Regions from separate parts of the Mus musculus genome. Here regions 1, 2, 3, 4 and 6 are each linked to region 5. The links are chromatin loops, found by intact Hi-C in ENCODE. Cell type or tissue: left cerebral cortex. All regions are shown on one strand. Region 1 overlaps Sntg1 (syntrophin, gamma 1). Region 2 overlaps Sntg1 (syntrophin, gamma 1). Region 3 overlaps Sntg1 (syntrophin, gamma 1). Region 4 holds the start of Gm26901 (a long non-coding RNA gene). Region 5 overlaps Sntg1 (syntrophin, gamma 1). Region 6 holds the start of Rrs1 (ribosome biogenesis regulator 1).

Evidence for each region. Hi-C counts contacts between places; a loop is a spot of excess contacts. Peaks named below come from ENCODE experiments on the same cell type or tissue, not always from the same donor. Only the 100,000 strongest peaks of a DNase experiment are listed, where the experiment ranks them.
Region 1: it touches region 5 in a loop (3-fold over the local background); 2 of 42 quality-filtered maps call a loop at or near these places.
Region 2: a loop joins it to region 5, with 2.4 times the contacts of the local background. A loop is called at or near these places in 3 of 42 quality-filtered maps.
Region 3: it touches region 5 in a loop (2.6-fold over the local background); 3 of 42 quality-filtered maps call a loop at or near these places.
Region 4: it touches region 5 in a loop (7-fold over the local background); 2 of 42 quality-filtered maps call a loop at or near these places.
Region 6: it touches region 5 in a loop (4-fold over the local background); 2 of 42 quality-filtered maps call a loop at or near these places.

What each region holds. Positions count from the first base shown.
Region 1 is chr1:9,166,898-9,171,897 of GRCm38, forward strand. All of the region lies in intron 2 of Sntg1 (syntrophin, gamma 1), which reads right to left. Among named protein-coding and RNA genes, the nearest start is that of Sntg1, 130 kb to the right of the region's middle. In left cerebral cortex, no CTCF peak of the experiment used is centred here; DNase peaks (open chromatin) are centred at 1,699 and 2,267; H3K27ac peaks cover 968 bases.
Region 2 is chr1:8,952,157-8,957,156 of GRCm38, forward strand. All of the region lies in intron 3 of Sntg1 (syntrophin, gamma 1), which reads right to left. Among named protein-coding and RNA genes, the nearest start is that of Sntg1, 350 kb to the right of the region's middle. In left cerebral cortex, no CTCF peak of the experiment used is centred here; no DNase peak of the experiment used is centred here.
Region 3 is chr1:8,938,338-8,943,337 of GRCm38, forward strand. The region is part of intron 3 of Sntg1 (syntrophin, gamma 1); the gene reads right to left. Among named protein-coding and RNA genes, the nearest start is that of Sntg1, 360 kb to the right of the region's middle. In left cerebral cortex, no CTCF peak of the experiment used is centred here; a DNase peak (open chromatin) is centred at 2,578.
Region 4 is chr1:7,396,311-7,401,310 of GRCm38, forward strand. Gm26901 (a long non-coding RNA gene) reads right to left here and starts at 1,786. Exons shown (of 3, transcript XR_865172.2): 1 at 1,408-1,786. In left cerebral cortex, CTCF peaks have their summits at 731, 932, 1,167 and 2,064 (motif pointing right); DNase peaks (open chromatin) are centred at 763, 1,141, 1,400, 1,672 and 1 more place; H3K4me3 peaks cover 1,796 bases; H3K27ac peaks cover 1,095 bases.
Region 5 is chr1:9,294,279-9,299,278 of GRCm38, forward strand. Sntg1 (syntrophin, gamma 1) reads right to left here. Exons shown (of 20, transcript NM_001290393.1): 1 at 3,855-5,000. Among named protein-coding and RNA genes, the nearest start is that of Sntg1, 3.1 kb to the right of the region's middle. In left cerebral cortex, a CTCF peak has its summit at 2,257; DNase peaks (open chromatin) are centred at 869, 2,309, 2,513, 2,596 and 4 more places; H3K4me3 peaks cover 4,600 bases; H3K27ac peaks cover 1,628 bases.
Region 6 is chr1:9,543,324-9,548,323 of GRCm38, forward strand. It overlaps Rrs1 (ribosome biogenesis regulator 1), which reads left to right and starts at 2,085. Exons shown (of 1, transcript NM_021511.2): 1 at 2,085-4,132. The coding sequence starts at 2,201. The coding sequence ends at 3,298. It overlaps Adhfe1 (alcohol dehydrogenase, iron containing, 1), which reads left to right and starts at 4,625. Exons shown (of 14, transcript NM_175236.5): 1 at 4,625-4,828. The coding sequence starts at 4,770. In left cerebral cortex, CTCF peaks have their summits at 2,026 (motif pointing left), 2,795 and 4,985; DNase peaks (open chromatin) are centred at 2,004, 2,707, 2,996 and 4,753; H3K4me3 peaks cover 3,381 bases; H3K27ac peaks cover 2,105 bases.

The sequences.
Region 1 (5,000 bases), 130 kb before region 5:
AGGGCCAGCAGAAAGAATGGAAACCTGCAACCTCAGGAGATAGGAGATTAGAGACACCCTCCAGAATCCACCAGAGACCTGGGAACTGAGAGATTCTCAGGACTTAAAGAGAGAGACTTTACCCAACAGTAGAGAAAGGGAACTTATAGAGCCTACCTCCAGGAAAACAGGATCAAATGAGGGAGAGGAGGACCATCCCACAATCACAACTCTGACCCATAATTGTTCCTGTCTGAAAGAATTACAGGGATGGAAATGGAGAGGAGCCTGAGGAAAAGAAGATCTAGCAACAGGTCCAAAATGGGATCTAGCTCAAGGGGAGGTCCCAAGGCCTAACACTATTACTGAGGATATGGAGCACTCACAAAAAGGGAGCATGAGTGTACTCCAGAAGACCCAACAAGTGGCAGAGTCAGATGCAGATATTTGCACCCAACCAATGAACAGAAGCAGCTGACCCCTGTTGTTGAATTAGGGAAGGCTGAAAGAAGCTGAGGAAAAGGGTGATCCTGTAGGAGGACCAGCAGTCTCAATTTACCTGGATCCTCGAGATCTTTCAAACATTGGACCACCAAACAGACAGCATACACCAGATGATATGAGGCCCCCAACACACATACAGCAGAAGACTGCCAAATCTGTGTTTATTCAGAGATAATATACCTAACCCTCAAGAGACTGGAGGCCCCAGGGAGTTTAGAGGTTAGGTGGGGCTTGGGGGTGGGGACATCCATGTGGAGACAGGAGGTGGGGAGGATGTGTAAGATGTGGAACAGTCAGAGGGTAGATGGAAGGGGGGATATAGAGTGTAAAAAATAAATTAATTTATTAATTTAAAAACAAAAAGAATTGCTAGGCAGTGGTGGCGCACACCTTTAATCCCAGCACTTGGAAGGCAGAGGCAGGCAGATTTCTGAGTTCAAGGCTAGCCTAGTCTACAGAGTGTGTTCCAGAACATCCACAGCTATACAGAGAAACCCTGTCTCGAAGAAAACCAAAAGAACAAAAACAAAAACAAAAAGTATTAAACATCACTAAAAAAATAACCAAGGACGATTACCTGTGTCTTTGGAATTATGTTTCTTATAAAGTTAATACTCAATTTAATATATTGATTCTATTCAGTCATCTGATTGGGTGAAGAAGCTGCATTGCCTTGTATTAATTAAGTTAGTCATTCATAATTGATTAGATCTTGAGGGAACGCCATCTCCTAAGTGTCCACATGCTTTTGCTAATGCACAGTGCCTAGAGACTGCAAACCCCTTACCAGTGAGGAGGCCCTTGCTTGATGTGGCCTCTGAATCACTTACCTCCCACTCCCCAGAAATGGAAACTATAATTTTTTTTTTCTAATAAACAGCCCAGTCTTTGAGCTCTAAAAACAGAGAACTGAGAGAACGTTATTATTTGATTAAACGTGGATAAAATGGTCAGCTAATATGCCCCAATTACAGGGTCCCACATGTGCTGGATCTCAGTTTAGACAAGGGAATAAGACGCTAATTGTGCTGAATTTTTATTCCAAGAATAGTTTATGAAATAAAATGATCATATCCAGCTGGAGACTATGATCAATACAGAGAACAGCTGTGCCTATTTTAAGCTCATGGAACAGATTTTCATTGTTTAACACCATAGTTTGATCCCAGAAACCATGGGACTCAGGCTGCTAAATGCACATGTATTCTTGTCTGCCCAGAGCACTTGGATGCTTGTACCAGATTCCACATGACTTCTATGAAACCTGAAAAATCATGATCAGGCTAGGCAGGAGACCAGCACTTAGTGTAATCCAAGTCAAGTGGTCGGGGAAACAGACTTGCTGTGTGTACTTCAGTGGAACATCAAGCGCTACTTCAAGTTTGTAATGCTAAGATGGTGTCCAATGAGCTGAAATTCAGAGTTCAATGGTGGTGGTGGAGGGACTCTCAAACAGCAGTTACCTTCTCCACCTGGTCTTCTTCATCCCATTCACTGTCTCCTCCTGGGGGTTACTTAGCTATGAGTTTGTGACAGTCAACAATAGTTTTAAGTCAATTTCTGTGATCTCCAGATGCAAAACTATAGGCCTAACTGTCAGAACATTGCAGAGGTAGCATTCAGTCTCTGATCATATTCATAGTGTTACCCAGGATATGAAATCCTGGTTCTCGACACAATAGTTAGCGTGGAAACACAGGAGGAATAGTGCTGTACACATGATTTCAACAAGCAAGATTATGCAGACCCTCCCTCAATGCAGCTCTTCCAGCTTTTAACTAATATTACTAAGGTAGTCTAAAATTCAGTGCCCATTTCCCTCTCTTGACTCACTGAAAGTAGTTTTAGGCCTGAGGTTGGGCTCATTTACAGAATAGTTGCCTCATTTGTGCAAAGCCCTCTATTTGTATCTCAGCACCTGGGGTTGAGATAGGAAGGCAGAGAGATGGTGAATCTGAGGAAAGACTGACCTACATAGCAAAATACTTCCGGGGGGGAGGGAAGGAGGAAAAAGAGGAGGGAGAAGGGGAAAAAATAGGAGGAGGAAAAAGATAGAGGAAGCCAAGGATGAGACAGAGGGTTAGCGGGAGTATCCATGATTATACATTCAGGAAGTACTTCAAAAATATCCTACCATAAAATCATATGTCTGAAAAAGATCATTGTAAAAAGCTGCTAACTAGCCAACTAATTGGATTGCAAAAACATACCAAATGTTGATAATTTTCTAAGCTTAGAAAATAAACATGATGGCTGTCTTAGCTAATTGTTATATGTACTTACTTTAAAAGGGAATCTGAATCATCTAGTGATGTAAGGCAAGAATTCAAATTATGGTGGTGGCGCACGCCTTTAATCCTAGCAGTCAGGAGGCAGAGGCAGGCAGATTTCTGAGCTCGAGGCCAGCCTGGTCTACAAAGTGAGTTCCAGGACAGCCAGGGCTACACAGAGAAACCCTGTCTTGAAAAACCAAAAAAAAAAAAAAAAAAAAAAAAATCTATTGCTAGAACACAATTTCAGTTCAAAATAAAAGGTATCACATCTGGAGAAAAAGAAACCACAGTCCTTCTAAACTTGTGCCATTTTCAACAACATGGCATGTAGTGATCTGGAGATGCCCAGAGAGTGAGTGAGATTCTCTCCCTCCCAATGTGATTTACCATCCAGAGAGTCGACAGACACAGAAATCACCATAAGGCTGATGATTGTAGCTTTTCTGACAATAGCTTACTGAAGACAGTGGTGGCATCGTGCATAAAAGCAGGTCTATGATGGAGTTGAATATATAAAACGAGAGTGACCATGTTTTATAAGTGTTCTGTCGAGAACTGTGCGATATAATTTCTGAATTTGTTTGGACTGGGAATGAAAATTCTGGTAATGCTTTTCAAAGCCCAAGTCCAGTAAGAGATGTATCTGACTATTGGAGATTTCTATGCTGTCTGTTAAATGAACAGAAGAAATCTTTCCACTCCCAATCTACCCTCTTTGTTGATTTCTGGCCTCTGCAGTGAAAAAATACATTAAACTTCCTGCCATTGAAAATATAATTTTCCTTCTTTCTGTTTATCTTTTCCACATGTGACTTTTTAAGAAACCAATTAAAGAAACAACAGCAAAACAAACAAATAGAAACAAACTTCATATTTTTTTAATAACACAGGGAAAACTTAGAAAGTTAGTTCAATTTTATCATCACCTACATAGTAAATTTGAAGCCAGATGGAATTACATGATCCTATGTTTTCAAATACAAAAGACGTTAATAGGTTGTATTTTTAAAGATAACAACAAAGTTACCAAAGTATGAACTCTCTGCAAAGGACATGTCATGAAAACAGGAATTAAATTAGAGCAAATACATCCATGATGCCAACAGAGATGATTGCCAATAACAGTGTCATAAAGAGGAAATAACACACATTTCCTCTGTGTGCATATCAAACAATAGCTGCAAAACATATGAAGAATAAACCCAGTAGACAGGCTGTCAATATATCTGTTTGGAGACAATCACACAGCTTTCCATCAACTCCCCAAGCCACAGAATGTGACGAATGTGTGCATCAGAATATGCCAAGCCACCTCAAAACAGAATCATGTGAGCATCTGTGAAATATATGCCCAAAACAAGGCCCAGAATAGCACATGGTTCCATGACCTGAACTTACACTTTTCTATGAAAATGTTGTTTTATTGGTTCCTCCCACTATTAAAACACGCTCATCCCATTTTTGTGTGAGTGTTTTAAATATATAAACAATACGATTAATTTTTCAATGTTTATTAAGATTTGGTTTTTGTCTACAGCCTACCTGATCACAAGGAAGTAAAGCTAGATATGAAAATAACAACAGCAACGAGTACACAAAATTATGGCTATAAAACAATTCATGGATGAATTAAAATTGAGTGAAAGTAGAAATTAAGAAGGGATAAAAACTTACTAAAATTGAATTAAAATGGATATAAAACATGCTCAAATGTCCAGGATAGAATCGAGGCAGTCCTGAGAAGAATGATCATGGTTTTAAGTGCTTACACCAGAGGTTTCATATTAATAACTTAATGATACACTTGAAAATCTTAAAAAAAAAAAACACTCAAAAGGAGTAGAAAAACAAAAACAAGAAACACTCAAAAGGAGTAAATAGGAGGAAATAATTAAACTCAGGTCTTAATTTAATGAAATATAAACAAAACAATACAAAGAATCAATGAAATTAGGAGTTAGTTCTTGTAAATGGTCAATATAATTTGCAAACCTTTAGTCACATTAACCAGAGGAAAAAGAGGACTCAACTTCATAAACTTAGAGGTGGAAAAGGAGACATGTAAATAGAAATAAAAGAAATTCAGAGAAGCATAAGCTCATGCTTTAAAAATCTGTATTCTTGAAACAGGGGAGAAGCACTAGAGAGAAGAATAAAGAGCAGTATACAGTGATATAAAGGGAGAAATGGAAAAAGCAGGAGAGCATCCTTGTTGAGGGGAGAAGGAGGAATCTTGGAAGGTGG
Region 2 (5,000 bases), 340 kb before region 5:
CAGAACTAATGAATATGCATAGTTGTGCCGTCAGTCCCAATGAATACACCTACAAAAGACTCTGGTACTTTAGGCAGAAGGAGCATTGCAGAAAACTGTAAGAGCTTAAGGAGCAGGGAGATGGCTGTGAAATTGTGTCTACTAGTAATGTCAGAAACTATACTCATGAAGTCTCACCAAAATTACTGCCTAGAAAATAGATTAATAGAATAGCACCAATAGACATTCTACTGTAAACAGGGAAGCCCGGGAAGCCTCCATCCTACACAAAGAACTAAAGGTAACTACAGAATAATCAGAGCAGAGAATAGACTTCTTCATTTAGTGAAAAAGGAGATCATGACTTTGAAAGAAAGCAAAAAAAGTAAATGAGATAGTTTGGATGGATAAAAAGGAATGAAGAAATAATATAACTGTAATTTAAAAAAGAAAAAAAATTAAAAACAACTAAAACACATTTATTTTTAATTTATTCATATTTTTATTTTTATACTCCATATTTTCTCCCCGACCCATCCTCCAACTGTTCCACATCCCATACCTCCTTCCCACACCCTGTCTCCACATGGATAGTATATAATAAAATAAACTCGTCACATTAGCAGTTAGATGCTATATCAGATAAACTTTTACGTGAAATATGTGTAAATAATTGCAAATTCACAGCTTCTTTTCATAGCTCTGACATGTGTAAAGTTTAGAAATCATTTCCAACCTTATAAGAAAACTGAAACACACTAGAATCAGTGGCTCATTGGATCGTCTCAGAAATGGCTCTCTAAGTCTGGAGATATGAGCAGATGAAGAGAACAAGGAAGGCCAACCGGACTGGAGGAGACACTAGTGGACCCATGGCTGGACTCTTCTAAAGAAGCTGCACAGCATGGCCACTTGATGCATAGCACCAAACTTTAACAAAGAATCAAAGGACATGGCAGATCCAAAACCTGCACAATAAACATACCTATAGCTATATGTCCAAAGTTTGTGGTTGAAACAATAAGTGATTTTTAAATAAGTAAAATGACCTTAAGTCAAAGTCTGGGAACTCTTCACAGTTCATGATGCAGAGTTATAGTCACAGACACACAGCCAACTCCGAGTGGGAAATAGAAGAGGGCCCTCGTCATTAAGAACAAGGGCTAGATTTATGTTTTGTTTTTTATAAAAAAACCAAAACTGTGCATGAGTATTGTCATCTGCTGTATTTATTTGTTTAAAGAAAAATATAAAATGTGTGGCTTTATAGCAAGGTTTTTATTTTCCTTCAAGTGTGAGTAAAGGACAAATATATCACCAAAAAGGAAGGGTACAAAAGTTACATCAGTGGAAGAAGAGACTGAACTGCGTGTGGCACACCTATCTTGTCAGTGTGTTATAAGAGAACCATGTGTAAAAGAAACAAGATGAGGAAAAATGAGCCAACAAAACATTGAGGTGGACCATATCTCCTTACATTTTTATCTATTCCAGTGAAATTCTAAGTTTAAAAGGAAACTGTAACAATGTATTTGGATACAACAGTATATAAAGAAGTAAAATGAACAATATAGATCTTAAGGGAGGTGTGTAAAGAAGGCAGAGACACTACAGTTCAAGACCTGCAAGTCAGATGGTATTTCATCCTGTGAAATTATTGCAAACATAAATTAGAAACTCTAGTACATCAATTAAACTTTTGTAAACAGTGAATATTGCTGGAATACTGGAGAAGAGAGAAAAAATAGAAACATTTAAAAATATGTGTCTGAAACCAGAAAAGTCAGAAATTTTTAAAAAAAGACCTAAAACAACTAATGTCAAATTTCCATAAGGGCAGTAGACACAACTGAATACATTCAACAATCACTTTATGTATGGATTGTCTAAATTTTTCAAGTAAAAAAAAACAGGCATAGAGAAGACCAAACTCAGATAGTCAAACAAAAACTCAACTGTAAATTATGGAAATTATCACTTTACATAAATTAACGTGATAGGATATCATTAGAAGCTCGAACAATGAAATGTTTTCACTGCTGTGAATCAAAGAAAAGCTGACATGGATGTTTAAACAGTCATCAAAATGAAAAATGATGAGAAAAATTACAGCATTTTCCCTAAGGTCATTTGATGAAGAACACCCTTGCTCTTCAAAATTAAATACCAAATATAAAAACTTATGAAGCGGGCTGGTGAGATGGCTCAGTGGGTAAGAGCACCCGACTGCTCTTCCGAAGGTCAGGAGTTCAAATCCCAGCAACCACATGGTGGCTCACAACCATCCGATCACGAGATCTGACTCCCTCTTCTGGAGTGTCTGAAGACAGCTACAGTGTACTTATATATAATAAATAAATAAATAACTCTTTAAAAAAAAAAAAAAAACTTATGAAGCTTCAAAAACCTAACAGACAACTGAGCTGCTTTTCACAAGTATACCCTCTTTCTAAAACAACAAATTCCCAAGTCTGGCAATGGGAGAATGCTATTGACATGACCATGCTAGCATGAAATGCATCCACTGTATTCTAGTTTTTGTGGAACATTCATGGAGAGAGACCATATCACAGAACAAAACACTTAACTTGATACCTTTTAGAGACACTAAAAGCATGCCTTCAGATCATATTAAAATCATTATAACATCTCTATAACAAAAAGATGAATGAATTAGCCTCAGTGTTTGTTTTAAGAATAATACCCTTTGTCCTCCTTATACATACACTACAAAATAATGTAATGAGCAAATAAAAGAAAGAAACTTATGTGTGTATTTGATCTAAAGATGATAGGATACAGGTTTTAGAGGGAAAATTATAGCATTGAAATGCATTGATTAAAAAATGAATGACATAAAATGGTGCCTAAATGAGTACCTGGGAAAATTACAGTAAGAAAAGCCACACAAGTTTAAAGCAATTTAAGAAACATGGTTATAAAAAGTTAGAGCCAAAAGCACTAGAGCAGAAAACAGGAAAATCAGAATAAAATCAGCAACTGTTCTTTGAAATATAAACAAATTGGTAATTGTCTTATGAATTCTACTGCTGTAGTAAAACACCATGACCAAAAGTACCTTTGGGGCAAAGGGTTTCAACTTAAGGCAGGAGTTCAAACAGTGCAGGAACATACAGATGCTATAAAAAAACTGCTTTTTACCGACTTTCTCAGTTTGTTATTGTATACTCCAGGATCAGCTGAACAAGATCAGCACTACTCATAATGGTCATGGATCTTCCTTATCACTAAATATGAAATTGCACCACAAGCTGTGCACAGGCTAACCAAGTGGGAGCATTTTTTTTTTCAACTGAAGTTTCTTCTTCAAGAGTGTCTATAAAACTAACCAGGATAATGATATTTTGGGCAGGTTACTCAAGGAAAAAGACAAGAAAGAAATGTCTAATATTAGATACAAAGACAGACTTATTACTCCATTAGATCAAAGGAAAACAATGAAGTGTGAGTTGAGTATAAACTCATAAATGTGATGATCTTGGTAAAAATCAACTTTTGCAATATGTCATATAATAAAACTAATAGAGAATACATATTTATTTTATGATATATATTAAATTATGACAGATATATGAGATACATAATAAGTAGGAAAGTGAAGCAATGCATCACTTTCAACACTACTATTACCTCTGGGCAATCTACCATATGACTAATAAACAAAGTCACATCTCGGCAATCTCCAGAAAATTAAAGCAAAAGCATGATCTCTTAACTCTTTCACTAAGGTTGGCACTATCTAGTAACCAAAGCAGTTGAATAGAAAAGGAAACACACAAGAAAATTAAGGAAGACCAACGTGTGGATACTTCATTCCTCCTTAGAATAGGGAACAACATACCCATGGAAGGAGTTACAGAGACAAAGTTTGGAGCTGAGACGAAAGGATGGACCATCCAGAGACTACCCCACCCGGGGATCCATCCTATAATCAGCCTCCAAACAATGACACCATTGCATACACTAGCAAGAGTTTGCTGCAAGGACCCTGATATAGCTGTCTCGTGTGAGGCTATGCCGGGGCCTAGCAAACACAGAAGTGGATGCTCACAGTCATCTATTGGATGGAACACAGGGCCCCCAATGGAGGAGCTAGAGAAAGTACCCAAGGAGCTAAAGGGATCTGCTACCCTATAGGTGGAACAACATTATGAACTAACCAGTACCCCGGAGCTCTTGACTCTAGCTGCATATGTATCAAAAGATGGCCTAGTCGGCCATCATTGGAAAGAGAGGCCCCTTGGTCTTACAAACTTTATATGCCTCAGTACAGGGGAATGCCAGGGCCAAGAAGTGGGAGTGGGTGGGTAGGGGAGCAGGGTGGGTGGGGTTGGTATAGGGGACTTTCAGGATAGCATTTGAAATGTAAATGAAGAAAATATCTAATAAAAATTGAAAAAAAAAGGAAACACAGTTTTAAGTATCAATTGTGACTATAGATGTGTACCTTTATACAAAATATCAACAACAAAATCCAATATCAAAAAGAACTATGTATCACAGTTGTGGGACAAAAATCTTGTTTGACATTCATATGTAAGTAATAAAATATGCTGCCTCATTAGACTTGACAAGGAAAAGTCCAATAACATGGCAGAATACACATAGAAAGCAATAAAAACCTAACACTTGTTGGTGACAATAAAGATAACAAGCAAGCAATGGCAGTCCCTGCGTGAAAGAATTGAATTTTCCCCACTAATCTAAGAAACAAATGAATGGTTTAATCTTGTTACTGCAATTGGGCAGTATTATAGGCGTTAGGACAATAAGACCATAAATTAATAATAAGATTAGGAAGTTTAGAAGACTGTTTCTGTTTTTCAATGATATAATTATTAGCTAGTTCCCAGAAATTGACCCCTTCTTTCCTCTGCAAAGTATTCTGGACCCAAAACCATGCCTGTATAAGGCAAAGTCACAGAACACAAAATGTTCACTAGAGATGCAGTGTGTGATCCCAGTTATTAAGGCTTGTTAAAGGTAGTGAGAAGCTCTAA
Region 3 (5,000 bases), 360 kb before region 5:
TTCCTTTGCATTCTGATAATTGTAAAGAGTTTTGCTTCTAGTGAACTGGTGATCACTGGAAAATTTTGCCTGTAGGTGTGGCTAACATAGTTTTACATTATATAAGAAAAATTCTTAGCGTCTCTGCCTCAATATAAGAAGCTAAGAGTTTGAATCTTTCAGTGTATGTTGTTTCCTAAGTGGAAAGCGTTTTATTAGCTAATGCTTCTAAAGGGAAGTTTGCTTTAAATCCTTGCTCTCACACAAGGAGCTTTTAAGTTCTGGGGAGTAGCTGTTGCTCCAGAAAAGATTCAGAGGCAGTATCTTTTTTAATACTTAGGGTTTTAGTTATACTAGAAAATTGTGGGACAGAAAATCTAAGAAAGAGAAATTGATTTGCTTCAAAATTTTATTTTCAAAAGCTTCCAGGAGATGTCAATTGGCTAAAATCTTACCTTAAACTCACCACAGGAGAACTTAAGCTTTTGTTAGCTGCTATTAAGTGAGACGCAAATTAACTGGCAAAGAACAAAAGGCTTTGCAGAAAAATAAAGAAAGCTTCTATAATTGTTATCAATTATAATCAATGGTAATTAAATATTAGGTGTGCCCACAGCAATTCTTTGGTAAGAGAAAACACTATTGTAAAGTGATTTTTCTTCTCCTCCTGGCCAACCATTGGCCCACGTGGAGCCAGCGACTGCTGGCTGTTGCGGGGCAGGGCCTTGGGGCTCGCAGCTTTCCCTGAGCGGTAGTGGTGCGCCTTTGTAGAGAACTCAGGGGAGGGACGCACTTGCCATTGCTTCCGTGAGCCTCCGCCTGTCCCAGCTGGGGGTAGCCTCCCCCCCCCCCCCCCCGTAAGATTCGGGGTGCTCTGGCGCCCTCGATTGGGCTTTCTGACCTACAACAGATTTGGCCACCTTCAGCCTTCAGCCTCTTCTGCCTGAGAGGAAGGCTGGGGGCGAGCAAGGCCGAAGTGGCTTTCACCTCAAAGCACAGTTTCAGCATCCTATTAAGAAGGCCACTGTGGTGCTAACAAAGAATTAGATAAATTCATATAGTTTAGGATAACTATAACAAAAATTGTGTCTTAAGAACCTGACTAAGTGTCTGTTCCTTGTTCCAAACAGCAATTAATTTGGTTATTACAGAATATTAATAATTGACCTATTGCATACCACCATTTTAAATAATAAAAGATAAGTTAAAAATTGCTTTTATGCATGCTTCTGTATCTTCTATGAATTCATGCATGCATACGTCCCATTTACTCATTTACTGTGTTTAAAAACAGCCCTTGTATGGGAGAAAAGTACATGTGAATTGGATCACATGCTTATTCTTTTGAGCTTCTCCCTGCTTCAGCACAGATAATTAAATTGTGTGCTGTAGATGGTGTTTTAAAATGTTGAATAATCAAGCTTTAATTTGTATATTAATAGTCAATATTATATCTCAGAGCTCACAATTGCTTAAAATTGTTCATCCCTCAGATACTATAAATTCTCAAATTTGCAATGGTTTATGCATACATAACTCATAAGAAAAAATGCTGTTCTGGTGTTTACTGATGGCTCCTCTAAAGGGCGAGCTGGATTTCTTATAAATAATCAACAGGCAATCATAAAGATTCCTGGCCTCTCATCTCAATTAGCAGAATTAACAGCAGTACTGAATGTCTTTCAGTCTGTGCATGAGGCTTTTAATATTTTTACTGGTAGTTTATATGTTGCACAATCGGTACCCTTATTGGAGACCTGCGGTACATTTAACTTTAATACGCCAGCAGGATCCCTGTTTTCACAATTGCAAAACATCATTCTTGCCCGAAAACACCCATTCTATATTGGCCACATACAATCTCATTCTGGTCTTCCTGGACCTTTAGCTGAAGGCAATGATTGCATCAATAGAGTTCTAATAGGAGAAGCCTTAATTTCAGATCCTGTTGCTTTGACCAAATGTGATAATGAAAAATTTCATCTCTCTAGCCATACCTTAAGTTTCCAACATAAGATCACTAAGGAGCAGGCAAAAATGATTGTAAAACAATGTCCTAAATGTATTACATTATCTCCAGTGCCACACATAAAACTGGAATTCCTTATAACCCCATGGGACAAGGAATAGTTGAACGTGCTCATTGCACTTTAAAAAATTGGCTTTTAAAAACAAAACAAGGGCAGTTATATTCCCCCAAAGTCACCAAAGGCACATCTTGCTTTTGCTTTATTTGGTCTAATTTTTTTGCAAGCTGATGTTAAATGTCAGTCTGCAGCGGATCGCCACTGGCATCCAGTTACTTCTAGTTCTTATGCCAAGGTAAAGTGGTAGGACCCATTAACTAAGGAATGGAAGGGTCCAGACCCGGTCCTAATCTGGGGAAGGGGCTTGGTCTGTGTTTTTTCACAAAAAGAAGATAGGGCGATGGCTGCCTAAGAGATTAGTTCATCAACTGAACACAGATCCTGAATCTTCTAGTAAGTATGACTCTAACCTTGATTATGGCTAAAAATCCTCTTTAGCCAAAAAGTTAAATTGGAGCACAGCCTCCACTCCCAGGGAAGCTGCAGCCTTTCTGCAATTCTCAACACCACCTCCCCCACACTGGGTGGCTAAGTCTAAGCTTGATCGTTGCTAATTTGCAACTGAATGGAGTACCTGGACTTCTCCAAAGAAGCTTTTATACTGTTGCTTTTCACTGTCCCACCCTTGTTTCTCAAGCAGGTCAGTCAATGCCCTTCAGCCTGACTGCAGCAGGTGTACAGCCTCGCCTCCAACAGCGCAGGTGGCAGTTATTAATCTTCATCAAGAAGCATTCTAAGTACATATTGTGGCTTTGGTCTTAATTGGGAATAAGGTGGGCCAGACAGTCAATGAGGGGCACCTAGATTTCAGAACCATACCAATCTAAGACAGAGGTACATGCCAAAAGTCCATGGCTGTTGATAACACACCACAGCCATGTTTGTGTGAAATATAACACAAACTAGCTGCACGTAGCCTCCAAGACAGAATTGGATGGTTCGGGAAGATCTAAGATTTCCTAAGACAGGCATTGCTGCCAGCTACCATCATTCCCAGGCAGGACTATGGAGCATAAATAAATTTTGTGCCTCAGTCCAGCTTTTTTTTAAATATTAATAACAGAGAGGAAATTGTAACCTTCCCTCAGCCTGAAGCTGGCTGAGCCAGAACTTGACCTTGCTGCCACTAAGGAGATTACCTAGGGTGGAGCCTTTCTTCCCAGATCACTTTATTGTTCAGCCACTGTCACCGTTTCTCTTCAAGATACTGCTACCTGCTGAGAGGCCCCAGTGCTATTGCGGAGACTACGCCCTATCCTACAGGTCAACATCTGCACCTGGTTCCAGGCTCCAAGGATGAATTGGTGGGAATGGGCCTCCCCCCCCCCCTTTTTTTTATAAGTGCATTCTCCATTAAACATTTGAGCCTTGATCAAAACACTTTCTTGGCTCCATTTCTCTGTCTTGTCCGCCTAGTTTCCCTCTCTTTCAGCCAGGGTTTGCCTCCCAGGAGAAACCCAGTTCATGTGAGCCGCTGGCCAGTTCGCAACATTCTAAATGTATAGGTATTTTCATTGGTGTCTTTTTTCCTTCTAAGTTAGTTGTTCTGTCTTCAGAAAATTTAATCTAAATCGCTCTTTTATTTTTTTCAAAAGCTCTTTGATTTACCATGTTCTTCCTAGTGATGATTCTATTATAAGATCAAAATATCAAAGGAAGAGCATGTAATGAATGTCCCAACTTACAACCATTACAGCTGGGCAGCACAAAAAAATTATCTTCTCTTCTATAATCATGTGTATGATTATGTCTATAGCTTACTGCCACAGCTCAACATTGGGGGAAGAAATTATTGTGCCTTATCAGCCCTGGGAAAGATCTACATTCAAAATGGTAACAGAAACTGAAAATCTATATTAACCCTCCAGCTTCCCTTGTCTTTAAAGATTACTGAATCTGGAGGACACATGCTGAACTAAATATGATTAGTCTTTCACTAGTGTTGCTGTAGATTACACTTTCGACATGTCATGTTTCAAGGATTTGAAGAACATTTGAGTATACCAACAGCTCTTTTTTGTGGCTATACACAAGTCAGTGGAGTAACCTTTTGTAGTAGGCATGTAGGAAACCACCATGAAATCCTGTTAATTTTACTATTTTAAACTGTAAAAGAAACAGCTGACTACATTTTCATTTTAGTTAAACAGTGTTAGACTTTGATATCTTTCTTTCTTTCTTTTTTTCTCCTCTCTAATCATGTCCTTACCTAGAGGTCAACTTGGCTTTTGATTTGTTCTTCCTCAAAATCTTGTGAATTACTTACCATAAATTGTTCCCATTGTTCCAAGAATTGACCGACCATAAAATGTTTCATAGTACTTTAACTCTCTGACCATAAAACTATAGCATGCATGAATACAAACTTATAACATGTATTTTTCCCGTGGTCATAAAAATAATTGCTAAATTCCACTTTTGAAATCGCTAGCTCATTTATCATAAAAGGGTCTTTTTGCTTCTATTCTGGGCTGCTTCATTCTCCTGGCAAGGGAGACTATTAGTTCTTGTGTTTTGACACAACAGAACTGATATCCCATAAAGAACCCTCCGGTTTCATTACATCTGACTTCAAAACATTTGTTTCTCCTTGTAGTTTTTTTTTTTTCTTTAATTTTACAAAAGTAAAATTAGGTAATATTTAGGTAAGAGTAAATATAGCAGGTTATATAGACTAGTCTTAGAGCAGTTAATTACCCAACATGGGTAAGTCTCTAAAGATGAATCTCAGCCCAAACAAAAGCATTTCTCTTTGTGAATTTGACATCCATGTCTGATCCCTACAATGTTTTTGAGCTAAAAGTTATTTTTGCCTTTTAACAATATGAGTCAACTATTTTTCTGTTATTATTATTCCTTGTTGGGCTTTTCCACCAGGATTTTTTATTCCTTCTTTGTTGATGTTGTCTTTTTATAGTATCTCAGGATGTTCAG
Region 4 (5,000 bases), 1.9 Mb before region 5:
CCTTATATACTCTGTCTCGCTTGGTGTCCGCTGACCCCTAACACCCTGTTTTCCATTTTCTATTCCTGCACAAACATCATGACCAAGAAGCAGGTTGGAGAGGAAAGGGTTTATTCAGCTTACATTTCCACACTGCTGTTCATCACCAAGGAAGTCAGGACTGGAACTCAAGCAGGTCAGGGAGCAGGAGCTGATGCAGAGGCCATGGAGGGATGTTCTTTACTGGCTTGCTTCCCCTGGCTTGCTCAGCCTGCTCTCTTATAGAACCAAGATTACCAGCCCAGATATGGTCCCACCCACAAGGGGCCTTTCCCCCTTGATCACTAATTGAGAAAATGCCTTACAGCTGGATCTCATGGAGGCATTTCCTCAACTGAAGCTCCTTTCTCTGTGGTAACTCCAGCTGTGTCAAGTTGACACACAACCAGCCAGTACAATTGACCCCTTGTCAACTTGACACACAAACACATCACTAGTAAGCCTCAACCCTTAGTTCTTAAAAGTCCCAGTCTTTACATATTAAAAGTTCAATCCTTTAAAAATATCCAATATCTTTTAAAATCCAAAGTCTTTACAATTAAAAGTCTCTTAACTGTGGGATCTGAGTTCGAGGCCAGCCTAGAGTACAGAGTGAGTTCCAGGGCTACACAGAGAAACCCAGCCTCAAAAAAAAAACAAAAAACAAAACAAAACAAAAAGCAAACAAAAAGCGAGCGGGAGCATTGCAGTGACAACCTGTCGCCACCGGGTGGCGTGCGAGAGCAACTGTCTCAGGGTTAAATCCAGAGAAACCAAGTCTTGGGGAAAAACCAAACAAACAAACAAAAACCAAACAAACAAACAAAAAAACCAAAACCAGGCAGGTGGTAGTGGCGGACGCCTTTAATCCCAGCACTGGGGAAGCAGAGACAGGTGGATTTCTGACTTAAAGGCCAGCCTGGTCTACAGAGTGAGTTCCAGGACAGCCAGGGCTACACAGAGAAACCTTGTCTCGAAAACAAACACACAAACACACACAAAGGGGCGAGAGAAACCTTGTCTCGAAAACAAACACACACACACACACACACACACACACACACACACACACAAAAGGGGAGTGTTGCAGTGATAACCTGTCGCCACCGGGTGGCGCGCCAGAGCATCTGTCTCAGGGTTAAGCCCAGAGACACCAACTATGGGAAAAAACAAAATTAAATTCAATAAAGAAATAAATAGATGAATAAATAAATAAATAAAATTTAAACATTCAAAAATTAAAAATAAAAAGTAATTAGAAAAAAATAACAACCCAGTCTTAGAGAAAAAAGAGGGGAGCGGGGCTCAGAGAACCCAAAACTGGGACAGAACTACAACTCCCAGCATGCCTAGGGGCTGAGGCAGGGGCGTGCCCGCACCTGCACTGACCTGAGATGGAAGGAGAGAGAGATTCTGTCCGCGGCCAGTGACTTCCTGCTTCCAATCCGCGGTCCCCGGGACAGCGGCGCTCACAAAGGCGGAGAGACCCTTGCCGGGCAGTTTTCGGGTGGTAGAGGCGGGAAAACGGAAGGCTCAGTTCTGTGCACCCGCGCCACGTGAGAGTTCCAGTCTGTGGCAGGAAGTCCCGCCCGCTCGGTCGTGATTGACGGCAGCGGCTTTCAATCAGGAAGCTTCCCCACTTGCTATTTCCAGGAGCAGGGAATAGCGCCAGAAGTCCCGCCCGCCCGGCTGTGACTGACAGCCGCGCCTTCCAATGGAAGGCTGGATTTCTTCCCCCCCCCCTCCCCCACACACACCCACCGTCCATGTCTGACAAGAGGCAGTGTCTGAGGCTTTTTTTCCCTCTATAAAGGAATACAGAGGCTTCAGGTCCACGCCGCGCGGTGGGCGGGGCCCGGCTTCCCCTTCCATCGTGTCAATCACCCCGAGGGGGCGGTGCCGCCGCTGATGCCTGCAGCCGCCCCAGGCCCCGCCCCCGCCTCATGCTCACTCAGGTGAGACCCCACTCTGGTCTTAGCTGACGCCCTCCCCGCCCACTCGTGGGGGTCCTGGGAAACGGAAGGGCGCGCCCTGCCACCGCCATGACACCCACAGGCCAGCAGAGGGCGCCTCGGCTCCCCTCACAGATGGCGGTGAGCTGCCCACCCGCCTTCCTGCCCGCCCGCCTGCCCGCCGTGGGTGGGGGACTGCGACCCCCAGGGAAGGATGACGTCCACTCGCCGGGCCACCTGGGGCCCCCAGAGACTGAAACCGCCCCCCCACCCCCGGAGAAATCCGCGTCTGCAGAGACACGGGCGGGCGGCCGTGATTTTTATATAAAATTAAAAAGTCTCGTGTGCTTATCGTGTGGGAGCTCACTCTGTAGCCCAGGCTGGCCTCGAACTCAGAGATCCACTGCCTCTGCCTCTTCCCAAGCGCTGCTGGGATGAAAGGCGTGTGCCACCCCTGCCTGGCGACCCTAACACTCTTAAACCCCCCAAATAAAACCCTAGCATTTTAAATAAAAATACTCAAGAGCACTAAACACTACTCTTAAAAAAAAAAAAAAAAAAAGCAGCAAAACCCTGACCCTCCCCCCCAAAAAAAAAAAAAAAAAAAAAACTCTAAATGTCTGGGGCGGGGCCGGAGCACTCAGAGGTCCTGTCACTCAATTCCCAGAGACTCCACGCAGGCTCACACCCTGTGCAGATTTAGTGACCTCACATAGACGCGAGATAGATTAATAAATCTTATAATAAAAAAAAAACACATCGGAGACACACGTGAACCCGTCCTGTACTGGGGCTCCAGAAATACTGAACGAAAGAATGCAAACGGGAAAAAGCATCCTTCTTTGCATTGGTTTAATAAATTACTAAGGGTGCCATCCTTGGGTCGCTGACATCTTGTCTTCATAGGAACTAGACTAGAAAGAAAACCACTCAATGTCTGTGGCTATTTCCCAGCCTTAATGATGTAAAACATTGTGCTTCTTTCTAAACAGGCTGTTGACCCCACTTTAACTCAATGGACTGCCAGAATCAAGAATTATTCTATCAGAGAGCACAGACAGATCAGACACGCTGGCTGCACAGCATATTCAGAACTTCCAAGGGATTTATTAATCAGAGCAGGGCATTTTAGGCCTTAGCCTGGCTCACAGACTAAGTAGTCACCCAGCTTGTGGAACAGGACTTTGCTATACAAGTAGTCACCCCTGTTCATGTCTTTGTTCTCTATGCCCTTTGTTACCCACAGTTATCTGTGGACAGAAACTATTGAATGGAAAATTCCCAACATAATTCATACATTTGTTCTATTTTATTTGTAGTAGTTGTGGCTGATTGCTAGTGCCTAATTTGTAAATTAAGTTTTATCATAGGTATTATATAGAGGGCACACATAATCTATCCAGTCCATGGCTGCATAAGCCATGGGGGAGTCAGGCTTGGGTATAGAACCCCAGAGTAGGCAGTTGAGACTTACAGATACACTTAATGTTGATCATCCTGTCCACCAGACCCAAACCAAGAAACAAGCAGATAATTCTGGCACTGGGAAATTTAGAAACATGAGGAAGGGGAGACCTTTGGATGGAGTCATTGTTAAAACTGTGAAGCCACACAGTAAGGACAGGAGCCAAGATGGATAAGCTGTAACAGCAAAGAATATGCAATGGTTAGAGTCATCCCTCTTGGGAAAATACTGTCGCTGCTCCCAAATCTGTATTTATTTATTTATTTATTTATTTATTCAGTTATTTTTAATCATGTGTACATGTGCTTGTCTTTGTGTGGCTATACACATGTGAGTGTAGGTGCATGTAGAGAGGTCAGAGATTTTCATATTCCCTAGAAATGCAGTTAAAGGTGGTTATGAGCCTTGTGACATGGATTCTAGGAATCTATCTTAGATCTTCTAGAAGTTCACTACATGCTCTTATCCTCTGAGGCATCTCTCCAGCCGCACATGTATACAACACACACACACACACACACACACACACACACACACACAAACACACACGAGTCACTTAAAAATTCAAAGGAAAACTTCTGATCATCCCTCTCAGCACCCCAAATCCACTGTCTTCTGTGGTGGATTCAATTTTTTTTCTTATCCTCAGATCATTGTTTTACTGATGGACTGATGAAGGTTCAGTTAATTTGTTCTCATCATTAAATTTGGTACTTTTTGTGGCTTTTAAGGGTAATATCAGTTGAAGAATATACTTCCCTTTGATCTGACAGATTGATTTAAAAACCTCTATCTTGCATCTGCCTTTCAATACCACCATCATATCTGGCATTTCATGCATTATAAAGTGTCATGTGGGTTTTAAATGCCCCCATTCCTAGATGGGAGAAACAAATAGAATAATTAATCACTCTGAAGAGTGTTGAAACATAAAGTAGGTTAACCAGAAATGTAGCCTCTTGAGCAAGTGCACTGTGGATGTCAGTCACAGTGATGTCATCAGAACTTCCATAATGAATTGGATAGTAATACAATTCCAACATTAACAGGGAAAAAAATTGTAGATGTTGCCAATATGGTCAAAAAGTATGAAGTGCTTGTATTTTTTCATTAATTGAAGGGACATTTATTGGGTGCTTAGTATTGATAACCTGAGTGACTGACATGTGTATCATGTGATTGGAGTCCAAAGGTTGACATTGAGTGCTTGCCCCCATTGTACTCTGCCTGTGTTTGTTTTTATTTTGCATTTGTTTGTTTGTTTGTTTGTTTGTTTTGCTGGCTTTTAGAGGGTTGTGGGGTATGTTGTTTGCTGGAAACAGAGTCTCTCAATGACCCTGGAGTTCTCCAGATCAGTTAAACTATCTGGCCAGTGAGATCCAGGGCTCTCCTGTCTTCACCTCCCTAGCTCTAGGATGTAGATATGGGCCACCATGCCTGAGTTTTTACATGGGTGATGGAGATCTGAATCCAGGTCCTTCTGCTCCTGTGCCAACCATTTTACTGGCTGGGTAGTGTGTGTGTGTGTGTGTGTGTGTGTGTGTGTGGTGTGCGTGCATGCACCC
Region 5 (5,000 bases):
TAACAATCATTTATATTTCTCAAACATAGTACCAGTATACTTCAGTGATAGCCTAGGAACCTATACAAATAAAAATGTTTCTGTGTTGCATTCTAGAAAATGCTATCTGACAAAAACAAATGGTGACGTGATGAAACTTGGGAATCCCTGAAGGGACATGAGCACAGCATAGTTTCAGGCCACATGAAGGCTGCACCCCACACCCACTGCAGGTTCCTCTCAACAGTCAGCCCCACAGAATCTACATTTCACCCATCCCCACAGACCAGAAACCAAACAAAATGCTTTCTTCATGCATTTTCAAATAGTATCAAAGTCTACCTAGTCTTCGGAGTTTCTGTGTCCATACAATTAGTGATAAATTAGAAGAAAATCTTAACAAAAGGACAGTAATAATTTTCCCAAAGGTCTAAATGAAAGGTGATAGACTGAATGGGATACTGCTGGCCTAAATTTGACCAATTGATAAAAACATGGCACTGCTGGTATTAAATATTTTAAAACAAACTCAACCTAGTGTGATATATTTACACCAGAAACAGATGTTAAAAACTACAGCATTATCAGGAAAGTTTTATATTTTCAGCAAAAGAGATTTTACCTACATTCCTGACATGTAATGGTTTTCAGGGAACTTTTTCATGGATGAATGAATGCTGTTAGAAATCCCTTATAATCACACCCAGATCCAACACTGAGGTTCCCAGGAGACTCTCAGACCGTCACGTTCACACCTCCTAGTTGTCCATATCATTTAACCAGCCACTAACATTTAAGAAACACATGTGTATCTATATGTAAAGATCTGCTTCTTACTAACTAATATAGTTTCTCCCATTTGAGGGAAGAAATGAAGCCTCAGTGGGGCGGGTGGCTCATCCTCTCCTCACATCAGCATTTCAGGGAGCCTGGTCATTTTACAACCAAACCACCCTTGTTTTTCCTCATCATAATACATAGCATGTTTGGCGCTGTAATATGCCATGTTTAGCTTGTTCCACTACAGAAAAAGAAAATACTCAGTAAAGGTGCTCTCTGTATGCGTGCTCTGCCATTGCTTGCTGTACAGGTTTTGGGAAAGATATGACCACCAGTTTCTGGCTGATAATATTCTTTTCTTCCTTAGTAGCTTTCACTTCACAGGTAAGAGTGCAATGAACAGATTCATTGTCTGTAATTCCTAGCTTTTACAGAAGATTGGGCAGAATATTGAGAATCTGACTGAAACCCAAACCCAAATACAAGCTAAGCCATAAAACTAAAAACCATTTGGCTAAACTTTTCTGAAGACTACCTAAATATTAACTGACTATTCCAATTTAAGTATCATTAATTCTAGATCATGTTTAGTTTCAGTTTTCATGGCTTGGTGCTAATGCTGTTCACTTACTTGAATTTTAATAAGTTCAAAATTTTTCAAAGCATGAGAATATTATTTTCATATTTAAGAAGCCTTTGATGTTTGGCATCATTATCCCATTTAAACGCTTGCTCACTGTGTATCCTGCAGCTCACTGTGTATCTCATGTGGGCCTCAGCCTTCCTATAGTTGTAGTGTTTCTGCCTTCTCAATGCTTAAATTAGAGGTATGATTTACCACTCCTAGCACCTATGCCCTGTTGTTATAATAATTTATAATTTAAAAAATTGAGTCAGAATTTCTTTCCAAATTGTTATCCCTCTATCTCCAGGCAAAAAGATTCCAGGATTCAAATCACCTCTAGTATTGAGATACTCATTGAGTTGACACTTGCCATACTCATAAAACCTGGAGATAGATAGATAGATAGATAGATAGATAGATAGATAGATAGATAGATAGATAGATAGATTGATAGATTGATAGATAGATAGATATCCAATAGGCAAGGACTGCTTGCATGCATGGGAGACACTTTTTCAAATACAGTGCTGATTTCTTTTCAGAGATGAGTGAAATCAAAATAAAGGCAGATTCCCAATAACCCTGTTACTCTTTTATTGGTTCGCTTATTTACCCACTTACTTACTTGCTTAATTGTGATTAGAGATTAACCTTTAGACAGCTACTAAAGATGCTTACAAAAATTCTATCTCAGTATTTTAACATTTCTCCAGAGACAGCTTCTGGCAAGACCTTCAATACACTTGGTTGAGTTTGGAGTGGTGAATTCAACTTATTTACTTCCAAATCAGCAAAGGGATAGACAAAGGTAACTTTTACTTTACTCAGTTTCTGTTCCATATAGAGAAAGCCTGCCCCCTCCACCACTGAGAAGGGAACTGCGGTCATAAGACACACAGGCTTCATTCCAGAGCACATTCCCACATATCATTTTATGCTCCACTGACTGGGGGAGTCTGTCTACATTAATTAATTAAGAATCAAACTAATAGTCTAGTCACATGCTGTAACTCTGCTAAAATATGATTCCATCTTCCATGTGGCAATCTGCTTCCACATTTCTTAAACTAGAAAAAGAAACAAATTCTGGGCTCCACGGCAATTAGTGCAGATTTTCTAGTCCTCCAAAGATCACTTCTGACCTATCTAGGGCAAACATGCCTCCAAGGAGATGCTGCTCTCTGTGAGGCAGGCAGCTTCGTGGTGAGTGACAGTTAAAAATGACAGTTCCTCAGAGTAGAATTGTTACTCTTGGTCACTATATAACAGGCAGCCATGAGTCTACCAACAAGTACCACCCTGGCTCAGGAGATTGGGCATTCAAAGAAAGAAAGTGAGAGTTACTGTATGTGATGTAAAGGTATTTTATTTTCAGCTATACATGGTTTATAAAATTTAAAAAAAAATTCTTCCAAACTCCTGCAGTTTTTCAAGAGACAAACTCTTTCCACAGACTTGGCTAAGCATATGCCATCACGACTATGAGACTCATTACTGTGAGTCAAAGCTCTCCGTTGAGCAGAATGCAATCGCTGGAATTGAATGAGTTCTTTCTGAAATGCCAGCCATGGACTACACATTTGTATAACTGCTTTTTACACAGAAAACCCCTTTCATTAAAGCCCAATGCTTATCAAGGTCATTGTGGAAGCTGTAATTTTAAAGCTCTAAAGGAAGAGTCTAGAAAGAAGTATCAAGAAAGAATTATCACGTTAAGTATCAAGAAAAATTAATTATCATGTTAAGGTTTATGGTCTATTAGTAACTGATTAGTCTCTATCACTTGATTTCAGAAACAAATAGGTTTTGTAGAACTAATCAGTCAGAATACTGAAGGAACCCTACTCTCTTACAGACGCACAAGGAAGCTGCTCACTTCCTGCCTTGAGATATCTGTTGATAAGTCTAAGGTCTAGCTACACTTGGGGACTCTGATTACAAAAGGGATCAGATATTGATGCGTACATATTTTGTGCCTTAAACATTTTAACAAAATATAACCATTTAGAATATTACAAGAGGTGATTGAGCCATTTCCAACTTTTTGATATATTTAAATTTCAAATATATATTTCAGATGCAATATAACACAACCAGAGTCGCTTTTAGCTAAATATGTATGATCGCCAAACACCAGTGCACATTAGTTTTAAAGAAAACAATAAGATACACAGAGATCCCCAAAGCTATTAGTTAAGCAAGAAGAAAATGTCCAAGTAAAAGTTTGCTATACTAATGTAAGCCAACTACATATTGTTGTCACCTCTGTCAAGAGATTCCAGAAAAGTAAAATTCCAGACTAATTTATCAAGGAAGAGATTTTCTAAGATACTAATCTAGGAATTATTACTTTTAAACAACCAGAAGTACTCATTTTCCTTAATTCTCAGCATCTTTGTATCTTTTCTGTTAAACCTTGCAAAGTCATTAGTGTGTGGTGAAACACAGATGTAATAGTATTATCACATACCTGCTGAGCAGAGGAATTGACGTCTTCTCAGCTTCTTTAATGTTGGGGTTTTAGTATCTCTGACCTCTCACAAAGCTGTCTCCACAACAGCTGCAATCCACTCAGGGACGTTCTTATTTTAAAAACTCTGGGCCTTTGAGAATTTCAATTCCTACTGCAACGCCCATGGTTCTTTGGTGCTTCTAAGAACTTCAACTCCACTCTTCTGCCTGCATTCCCCGGAGTCCTGTATAGAAATTTTTCTTGAAGTTGCTGCCTAGAGTTTAACTAGGTTGATATGAGTGGTAGAGGATGAGGAGGGCTGGTTTTCGTCCATCAAGGAAGGGGACCAGAGGCACCGCCTTTTAGCTGCTAAGAGCTCTTGTAGATGACTGTGGCCAGGAGGACAGCAGCAGAGGCAGCAGCAGCAACACAGTTGGGTCTCCCAGGCAGCCACGCAGCTGGGAGACGCTGTCCATCCCTTCCGGTGCTGAAGCGAGGGGAACCAGGACCCCTTAGTCTACTCCAGACCCTATACTCCTGCTAAGGCCTCTTCCAGACTTCTAGCTTTGCCGTTTCTCCGCCGTGTTTCATTTCTTGGGGATTAATGGTCTCTCCATCTTGATACCCTTATGTGTATACGCTGGCAACGTTTCCGGAGAGGCAGAAATCCGTGGGAAACAAATGCTGAGCCTCTTCTAAGTTCACAGCGGCTCTGAGTAGGTTTCCTAATGGTAGAAATGAAAAAAGAACGCACGAACACGGGCGCGCGCACAAGCGCGCACAGGGACGGGGGACAGAGAGAAAGAGACAGGGGAGAGAAGGGGGAGGAGGAGAGAAGCTGAGCACTGTGGAGACTGTAGAGGTGCTTTTGGGAAGCTCGTGGGTCCTTAATTACATAAGATGAGAAGGGCTATTTTGGAGGTCCCCCTGCGATCTTGCTTCCTAACCAGGGCGCGGACACGTTCACATTTTCGGAGCTCTAGATGGAATTCCGAGATGACAGAGTAAGGATGCTCAGTTCCCAGATACACAGACAGACTCTTGTCAGAAAATGCAGAAACCGTGAAAGGGCCAGGAAAAGGCTAGGGATACCTTTGTTTCCGAGAGGCTGTATCGCCGCGAAGAGCTTAGCCGTGGCCGGGAGCCCCAGACAGGGACAGCAGG
Region 6 (5,000 bases), 250 kb after region 5:
CAGCACAGAGAAAAATAAACAACAGGAGTATTTACAAAGCCATGGCCACAACTTCAGGAAACTTCTTGATAGAATCAAGGGAGCTTCTAGAGCCAGAAGACGGTTCGATGAGGCAGGCTGTCACGTAGTCTACAGAGGAATAGGGCATAAGTGTCCTGACCCCACTCTCTTCATCTCTTTTCATCTTGTATCACTGTTTCCTGCTGATCAAAAATCAGCTAGAAACTAGTGCAGCTTACATAGTAGAGAGATGGTCTAGAGAAGCAGATAGAAGAGATCCAGGCTAGGATGAAGTAAGGCCACAGCAGTGGGGAGTGAAAGGGCGCAACATACAGAGACAAGCTATCTAGGCTTTGAACTGATGAGATTTGGATAGGGAAAGTCAAAGATGAATTTGCCATCATCCGAGCAAGTTACTAGACTTGAATGATGACCACATCTCCTGGGACTATTGTCTCTACAGTATTCCCAATGGCAGGGTTCCTTGGGCAGCAAAGACAATGAGGAAGAGGATGAGAGGATGGTGGAAGGAGGAGCAACTTTGGAGGAAGCTTTGTGCTGTGTAGATTTTGACATCTGGTCTAGCACCAAGAGGAAAACAAAGAATTATAGTGGCTCCTGCCTGTAATGCCAGAATTTGGGAGGCAGAGGCAAGGGAATTAATTCCAAGACCATTCTTAGCTATATAGCAAACTTAAACCACATTAAAAACAAAAATGATTTGGATGACTCCATATGCAACTAAGGCTAGCCTTGAACACCTGGCCCTCCTGCCTCTTTCTCTAGAGTGCTGGGATTATACACCATACCCAGTTTAGTCTGCATTTTTTAAATGTCTATTTATGGGGGACGGGGAAGGCAGTGAAGGATGGAGATAACAATGATACCTGTATGAAAGCACCATATTGAAAATAATTACTTTGCATTCTAACCAAAAACTTAGTTTAAAAAATGGAACTGGACACTGGATATTGCATGCCTGAAACACTAATGCTTGAGAGAGAGGTAGGAGAATCAAGAAGTTCTCAGTGGTGGTGCACACCTTTAATCCCAGCACTTGGGAGGCAGAGGAAAGCAGATTTCTGAGTTCGAAGCCAGCCTGGTCTACAGAGTGAGTTCCAGGACAGCCAGGGCTATACAGAGAAACCCTGTCTCAAAAAATAACAAAAAACAAACAAACAAAAAAGAAGTCAAGTTCTCTTTCGATGTACAGGGAGTTCAAGCTCGGCCTCCGGTTCATGTGATCTAAACTAAAAAATAAATAAATCAGTAAAAGTCTACTTATGTGACAAGACAAAAAAACCAACCAAACAAACAAACAAACAAAACACTTTTTTGGATGACATTAGATGAACATGTGCCCATTCTAACACCGGACTGAGGTAAAAACCTATAAAAATAGATGGCAGTAAATAGTAAACTGAGATTTTTAACTCCCTAGGCCACCATGACTACTGAATAAAAACTATTTGGTTTTCACTGGATCTTAGCCTTCCTCCAAGCTTATTAACACATTTACCTTTAAAACACTCCTGGATACTACCAGAGTCTCCATCTTCCACGATTTTTCAGGCCTACACAAATATCACAGGAACAAACAATGGCATGGCCAGAATTGGTGCCCAGGCCACGTACAGACAAACTGCAAGCCCTACTAAGTCGCAAAACAATGCCTAACTTGGACAGGTATCCGTGGGATCTGTCTCCGCTCACACCTAGGGCACAGAGAACGGGCTATAACTCTGGGGAAATAATTTGTCTCGCCCCAAACACCTCTGTAATAGATTTACCCATAGACACTGTGGTGTAGACGCTCCATTCGGAAGCTACAATGCAGGCACTTCCAAGAGTTTGAGCAGCCCGCGTCCTACTGCACTACCTCTGCCCCACAGCATGCTGGGAAACGTAGTCCCAACCAGGTCCTGAGCTGGTTAGCCAACCCTCAGCGCCAGTCGGGCCAACATCCGGTGACGAATCCAAGTCCCGCCTCTAAGCCCATCTGCTGTCCAATGCCGCCCTCTGCCGGTCTTTACCTCCCCGCCTAGCTGTGAGCCGCTTCCAGACAACCCGGAAGTGATCTTTCCTCTTCCGGATTACGGGTCCGGACGTCCGCACGTGGTTGCCGGTTTAGGGTGCTGCTGTAGTGGCGATACGTCCCGCCGCTGTCCCGAAGTGAGGGATCCGAGCCGCAGCGAGAGCCATGGAGGGCCAGCGCGTGGAGGAGCTGCTGGCCAAGGCAGAGCAGGAGGAGGCGGAGAAGCTGCAGCGCATCACGGTGCACAAGGAGCTGGAGCTGGAGTTCGACCTGGGCAACCTGCTGGCTTCGGACCGCAACCCCCCGACCGTGCTGCGCCAGGCCGGGCCGTCGCCGGAGGCCGAGCTGCGGGCCCTGGCGCGGGACAACACGCAGCTGCTCATCAACCAGCTGTGGCGGCTGCCGACCGAGCGCGTGGAGGAGGCGGTGGTCGCGCGCTTGCCGGAGCCCGCCACTCGCCTGCCCCGCGAGAAGCCGCTGCCCCGACCACGGCCGCTCACCCGCTGGCAGCAGTTCGCGCGCCTTAAGGGAATCCGTCCCAAGAAGAAGACCAACCTCGTGTGGGACGAGGCGAGTGGCCAGTGGCGGCGCCGTTGGGGCTACAAGCGCGCCCGGGATGACACTAAAGAATGGCTGATCGAGGTGCCTGGGAGCGCCGACCCCATGGAAGACCAGTTCGCCAAGAGGACTCAGGCCAAGAAAGAACGCGTGGCCAAGAATGAGCTGAACCGTCTGCGGAACCTGGCTCGCGCGCACAAGATGCAGATGCCCAGCTCAGCCGGCCTGCACCCTACTGGACACCAGAGTAAGGAAGAGCTGGGCCGCGCCATGCAAGTGGCCAAGGTTTCCACCGCTTCGGTGGGACGCTTCCAGGAGCGCCTTCCCAAGGAGAAAGCTCCCCGGGGCTCCGGCAAGAAGAGGAAGTTTCAGCCCCTCTTTGGGGACTTCGCAGCCGAGAAAAAGAACCAGTTGGAGCTACTTCGAGTCATGAACAGCAAGAAACCTCGGCTGGACGTGACGAGGGCCACCAACAAGCAGATGAGGGAAGAGGACCAGGAGGAGGCTGCCAAGAGGAGGAAAATGAGCCAGAAAGGCAAGAGGAAAGGGGGCCGGCAAGGACCTTCGGGCAAGAGAAAGGGCGGCCCGCCGGGTCAGGGAGAAAAGAGGAAAGGAGGCTTGGGAAGCAAAAAGCATTCCTGGCCTTCTGCTTTAGCTGGCAAGAAGAAAGGAGTGCCGCCCCAAGGTGGGAAGAGGAGGAAGTAGCGTTCTCCCCTCGGGACCAGTTCTGAAAAGCTGGGACTGTACTAAAAGTTAACTTGGGCGGTATAGGTGGCCGCTGCCCTCAGTGACATTTGACATTAAAAGGACGGGTTTGCCTTCCCTCGAGTCAGTGCTGGACGAGTTAATAGAGACACTGACTGGAAATTGGTGTATTTTGAGAATTATAGAAATGATATAGCCAGAACCAGGAATAAGTTAAGGCCTGCCTTTTTATCTTGACTTTGGATACTGCGTTACAGTAGATTGGTTTCAACATTTTTGCATTATTTTTATAACAAAGCTTGTGTATTTATCAAAGCGGGGAGGGCGGGGGAAAATTATATCTACCTGTGATTTGCAAGTATTGTAAATGGATGCAGGTACCTGGTGTTGCTTTTAACTTTTACTGTCGGTAGAGGTTGCATGTGAAGCCAGTAACCTGGGCACCAATATGGAGTGTGCTTGAGAAAAACAAAGTAGTTACAGTGGTTCTAAAAAAGACCCCTTGTTTTAGGAAAACTTTGGCCCTAACTATAATATTAAAAGTATAGTGCTTTTTGGTGTTGGTTCAGGTGGTGCATTTGGCCAATGGATTGCTTTAAGTCCAGAAATAGTTGTCATTTTGTTTGTAACCGGTGGCTTTTGTTTAATTGGCTTGGGTTTTAGATATTGTCAAAATATCTGGCATTCACTATGGAACCAAGGCTGCCCTGGAACTCAGGGCCAAGTGCTGAGATTATAATCGAGCAGCAGATTTCATGTTTATTTCTGTCCTAGATGTTTTTCCCTGTTTCATTGTCTTATTTTGTTCTTAATAAACTTATCTTTGCATAATTAGTATTTGCATTATTTTTGTAAGTTATTAATAGCAATTCTAGAATTGAGGAAGGGGTGTTTTCTTTAAAGCAAGTTGGTCTGTCAGTTGCTAGCAGTTGGGAATTGGGTTGGAGGTTACTCTTAGTGTGGTTTCAGTTTTATAAGGTTACTTGTAGAAATGCAAGGAAAGCTCAACTTGTCTCTTAACTCATGGAAACACTGGATTGTTAGTGACTTTGGGTAAAGCTCTAACTAGGCTCATCTTTACTGAACTCTTCCACTGGAGAAGAACTATAAACTCTTCCAGTTTATAGTTCTAAGTATCCATGAGAACTTTATCAAAGCCAAGCTGTTGACAGCTAAAAGTAACCTCTAGCCCAATTCCCAACTGCTAACAACAGGACTTAACTTTCAGAGATTAATTTGGGGTTTTGGTTGGTCAGTTTGGGGCCTTTTTTTTTTTTTTTTTTTTTTTTTAAGTTTACGAAAAACCCAGTGGGGTTCTTGCCATTGAGACATTTCAGAGTTTCCTGAGAAATGAGCTAAGACTGGGTCAGGTGACCTTGCATTGGAGGCAGAAGTTTTCCTCCTGGAGTCCAGCAGCGACCGGATTGGCTGTTAGTGGGGGTGGAGTAGGCGGCGAACAAGGAGAACTGCCATGGCTGCAGCTGCACGCGCTCGAGTCACACACTTGCTGAGGCACCTACAAAGCACAGCGTGAGTACAGGCTGCACTGAGGGTGCCTCAGTGCTCGGCAACCCCGCGTGCACCCAGCTGGGCAGGCAGTCATCATCGGGATACTTTACAGAATTCAGAAAAACCACAGTATTCCCTGGGCTGTCCCTTAAACAATGATAGAATGGGATGGTGCAATGTGGCCCAGCTACCA